2 separate regions of the Mus musculus genome follow, and region 2 is linked to region 1. The links are chromatin loops, found by intact Hi-C in ENCODE. Cell type or tissue: left cerebral cortex. All regions are shown on one strand.

Evidence for each region. A loop is a pair of places that touch in the nucleus more often than their neighbours do. Peaks named below come from ENCODE experiments on the same cell type or tissue, not always from the same donor. Only the 100,000 strongest peaks of a DNase experiment are listed, where the experiment ranks them.
Region 2: it touches region 1 in a loop (8-fold over the local background); 6 of 42 quality-filtered maps call a loop at or near these places.

What each region holds. Positions count from the first base shown.
Region 1 is chr6:82,701,436-82,703,935 of GRCm38, reverse strand. It overlaps Gm32425 (a long non-coding RNA gene), which reads right to left. Exons shown (of 3, transcript XR_377779.4): 2 at 141-414. Among named protein-coding and RNA genes, the nearest start is that of Gm32534, 12 kb to the left of the region's middle. In left cerebral cortex, a CTCF peak has its summit at 1,019 (motif pointing right); a DNase peak (open chromatin) is centred at 1,032.
Region 2 is chr6:82,608,297-82,610,796 of GRCm38, reverse strand. No RefSeq gene overlaps it. Among named protein-coding and RNA genes, the nearest start is that of Pole4, 43 kb to the left of the region's middle. In left cerebral cortex, no CTCF peak of the experiment used is centred here; a DNase peak (open chromatin) is centred at 1,273.

The DNA.
Region 1 (2,500 bases):
GACTTTGACCTTAATTAGCAGGACAACAGGTATTAAGTACCCAGTGCAACAAGGGTCTCAAGTCTATACTCTAGAGCCTCAGTATTGTTCCCTGTGCTGGTGAACAAGGTCAAACTATTATAAAAAACCCAATGATTTACCTGTGGATGGGTGAGGGCCTATGTATGTGCAAATCTGTGGTTGGGGGATATTTGATGAACGCAGGTTGTCAGGTTTGCCTTTCACCCTCTGAGTTATTCCTCCAGCCCCAACAAGGCCACATTGTTCACCGGTGAGAGCAAGCTCTTCTCTGCTGGCCCCGAACTCCTGCCTTGCTCTGTGTCCCCGCAGGTCTCTGATCCTCTCACGGCAGACACAGACTCCCTTTCTCAACGGCTGCCTTTTCTTTGTGCTTCTTCAATGAAGCTGTTCCTCCTGGGCAAATGCAGAACTGAGGGAAGTTCGCTCATCCACACCTGGTGCCTCACTTTCACCATCTCTGCTCCACCACTGGCTCCCTCTTCCTCTTTTCTCTTTCTTCCTCCCTCCTCTCTTTCTTCACATCCATGTGTGTGCACAGGTATGTGGGTGTGTGTGGCTGTGTGTATGTCTGCCCTGGGAACTTCTTGCTCTCCATCTTGAATATTGCAGCAGGGCACTAGCCTCACTATTCAGTGCCTAGAAGGCACTGGTTAGGCTAATGTGGTGGGCCAGCTAGCTTTGGGGTCTAGCTGATTTATATAGGCAGCCATGGCTGTTTGGCTTTTATATGGATGCTGGGAATCTCAATGCAAGTCCTCATGTTAGCCCAATTTAACAAGTTCTGCCATCTCCCTAGCTACTGGGTTTGGTTTTTTGTTTGATGGTTTTGTTTTATTTTTCAGACAGGGTCTTGTGTAGCTTAAGCTGCCCTCAAGCTCGCTGTGTAGCCAAAGCTAGCCTTGCATTCTTGATTCTCCTGCCTCCACCTCCCCAGTGCTGAATTGGCCTTCCTAGCTCCCCTGCTCTTAAGAGCACGTGGCCTCGAGTAGATCTCAGAGTGACCACCAGGTGGCGCCCGCCCCTCGGAGGTGCTGAAAGAGCTCTGCGGAGCTACACGTGTTGTGCAGTGTCACAGGCGCTAGAAACCAGCCCTTGGGAACCACGGGCCAGACATGACTGGCTGACTGATGCGCAGTTTATGTTCCGGTTGCACCTCCTTTGACTGTATTCTGCAGGTGTGTTAGGATTGTTCCTTGGGGGCAGGGAAGTAGGGAAGCAGGGATGGGGGCCGGGGGCCCGGGTGATGGTGGTGATGATGGTGGTACACCTGCCAGTCTTTTACGAGGTAGCTGTTTCAGCTGACAGTTACCGGAGTGGGGTCGGATAGAGGGGGAGAAGCCACATGCCCTTTCTTATAAGCCCCTCAACCTCTCCATCAGCTGCCTCTGTCTTCTCTTGGCTTGCCCTGGACGCCTCCTGGAATTCAGTTGGCTGGTTGTGCCGGGAGGACAGAGGCCAGTGTGAAACTAACATTCAGGGTCCTTGATTAGAACGTTTAAAAAGTTCGAGCTGGAGAGATGGCTCAGGGGTAAGAGCATTACTTCTCTTGCACTAGACCAAAGTTCTCTTCCCTCAGTGGATAGCTTTATAACCACTGTAACTCCAGCTACAGGGGACCTGACACTTTCTTCTGGATTCTCTCAGCAACTACACGTGTGCAGCCACCCCTACTCAACACACAAATAGACCTTTTTTAAAAATGTATTTTTGCATATGAGTGATTTGCCTGTATGTATGTATGTATGTATGTGCACCAGCCACATATATATAGTGTATACGTGGCAGATCCCTGCAAATGTGAGCCACCATGTGGTTGCCAGGAGTTGAACCTGAGTCCTCTGGAAGAATAGCAATTGCTCTTAACTGCTGAGTCATCTCTTCAGCCCTAAAACAAATCTTTAAAAAAATGTTTCGGAGCCAGGCAGTGGTGGCACACACCTTTAATCCCAGTGCTTGGGAGGCAGAAGCAGGCGGATTTCTGAGTTTCGAGGACAGCCTGGTCTACAGAGTGAGGACAGCCAGAGCTATACAGAGAAGCCCTGTCTCGAAAAACAAACAAACAAATAAATAAATGTTTCAGAATCTGTAGCCTGATGTGGTGACACATGCTTGCATAAAACTCTGGGGAAGCTTAGCTTACTGGGGACCCCCTGAGTGAACCATGTGGAGCTGGGGTTGATGCAAAAAGCAAGAGGAACTTATTGTTCCAGTGCACTGGGGTCGTCCCAGACCTGAAGGAGAGGCAGCGACCACCAGCAGCAGTTCGGCCAGTTTTTATATGGTTTCCAGGGCCAAAATAGAGCATCAGCAACTAGGCACAATATGATTGGTGGAACAGTGCACCCTTTAAACTGATTGGTCTTTAGGGAATGAGGTGACAAGGACTTCCCTGTCTGAAGGTGAGCAGGGTTAGCCATGTGGAATGTGCCCCCCACCCCCGTGGTCTGAGAAATGTTAATTAGCCTTTTCCTTCCAGAGG
Region 2 (2,500 bases), 93 kb after region 1:
CCCCTTTCCTAGTTTCTCCTTCGAAAAATCTCCTCTCCCCTCCCCCTCCCCCTGCTCCCCAACCCACCCACTCCTGCTTTTTGGCCCTGGCATTCCCTGATACTGGGGCATAGAGCCTTCATAGGACAAAGGGCCTCTCTACCCATGATGTCCGACTAGGCCATCCTTTGCTGCATATGCAGCTGGAGCCATGAGTCCCACCATGTGTGCTCTTTGGCTGGTGGTTTAGTCCCTGGTAGCTCTGGGGGTACTGGTTAGTTCATATTGTTGTTCCTCCTTTGGGGCTGAAAACCCCTTCTGTTCCTTAGGACCTTTCTCTAGCTCCTTCACTGGGGACCCTATGCTCAGTCCAATGGATGACTGAGAGCATCCACTTCTGTATTTGCCAGGCACTGGCAGAACCTCTCAGGAGAAAGCTGCTATATCAGGTTCCTGTCAGCAAGCACTTGTTGGCATCCACAAAAGTGTCTGGGTTTGGTGATTGTAAATGGGATGGATTCCCAGGTGGGGCAGTCTCTGGATGGTCATTTCTTCAGTCTCTACTCCACACTGTGTCTCTGTAACTCCTTCCATGGTGTTTTGTTCCCCCTTCTAAGATGGATAGAAGTATCCACACTATAGTCTTCCTTTTTCTTGAGTTTCATGTGATATTTCTTAAACTGAAAGAGAATTGACTCTATTCCCCCACCCCTTTCCTTACAGTATCTGCCTGTGTGGTAATCAGTATTTTTTTTTTTTTTTTAATTTTGGCTGTGTTTATTCCGAGCCACAAGCATGTGACTAGGCCGAAGTGACTCCACACTACCAAGAAGCCCTTTCACCTTTGCTTTGTAATTAGTGCTTTGGTTTCCTTTGAGAGCTTTTCTTGAGCAAAGTGATACGGTACAGGGCTAGAATAAATTTGTTATGGAAACCATAGTCCTTTTTCTCTCATTAAGAAAACGCAGAAGCACCTAAAGTCATAGTGAGTGGAGGACCTAGTGTGCTCAAGTCAACTTCTCCCTGAGCTGAGCTCCCGAGGTGGGCATTGCTCAGCATAGGAGAGTTAGATTGCTGCCAAGGGTTACCCACAAAAGCGTGTTCAACCCCAGGAACCTCCAGCCTGCTCCTCACAATACACAGTTTCCAAAGTAATTCAAGTTGAAAAGTGGGAGAGAGCCTAGTGGCATGACATTTCATTCTTTTGAATAGTTTGTAAGAGAAAAAAATGGGGATGAGAGTATTTTGTTGCCATGGCAACTTGAAGAGCCCTGCACTGCCTGATGAGACAGCGGGGCTGCCAATGCTCAGTCTTGATTCTACACGAGGAAAACAGGACTGCTGTGGGTTGGGCATTGGATGGTAAACATTCCTTTATCCCTGTACAGTTCTGCCACACTGAGTGACTGTAAAAAAAAAAAATTGGTTAAATTAAACCTGTGCACAGTGACGGTGGCAGAGGAGCATCTATTCAGGCACATCCCCACCTGAAGGCACTCTGCGTTGCTGCTCCAGTTTCTGTTCATCCTTTGCTTCGAAGATGCAAACCCACAGGGGGAGATCCCTTACTGACTGGTCCTCAGCCAACCCCAGCCTTATTGAGAAGAGAATCGACAATAAGGTTTACTTTCCTGATGCTTGTAAAATCTAAATGGCCAAGTTGCTCGCAGCCGTCTTTCATTCTTTCTCTTTTCCTGAGTGCTCACTGGGTTGGTGGGTAAAGACCAGCAGCAGCAGGAGCTGCAGCTGCAGCAGCAGGAGGGATGGCTTAGGGATTGAAAGCTCTGGATGCTCTTTCTGAGGACCCAGGCTCAGTTTTCATTCCTCACAACCACCTACAACTACAGTCTCAGGGGATCTGGTGCCCCCTTCTGGTACTCGGTATAAGCTTGTACATAGACACATGCAAGTAACACACACACACACACACACACACACACACATACACACACATATTCATTTACTTGCTTGTGTGCTTATGTGCATGAGTGTGTATTTGGAGGCCAGAGGGATGATGTCAACCTTATTTTTACTAATTTATTATTCTGAGACAGCGGCTGTCACTGGCTAGGCTGACTGACTACTAAGGCCCAGAGCTCCCTCTTTCCTCTTCCCAGTGCTGAGATGTCAAGCCCATCTCACCACACTTGGCTTTTTTTCTCACGGGTTCTGGGGATCTGACTCAGGCCTGTACTAGCAGGGCAGAGGCTTTCCTACCCCAGCCATGGGAATTTCTTTTGGAGAAGTCTCTCAGGTGGCCTGGTGCATGGTAGGCTGAGCATCGGTAGGAGATGCACATAAGTGCTTCCTTTTTTTTTTTTAATAAAACTTTCTCAAATGTTTCCTATGAAACTAATAAACGTGAGGCAGCGACCATGAGTAACAGCAAATAAGTTTCAAGGAGCCCTTTCCTTTGCCTAGATTAGAACTTTTCAGAAAGAGTAATCTCTGAGGACATGCCTTGTGCTTTATTTATGGCCAACACCAAGTAGATGGTTTATAGAAGGGTGCTGGATATCAG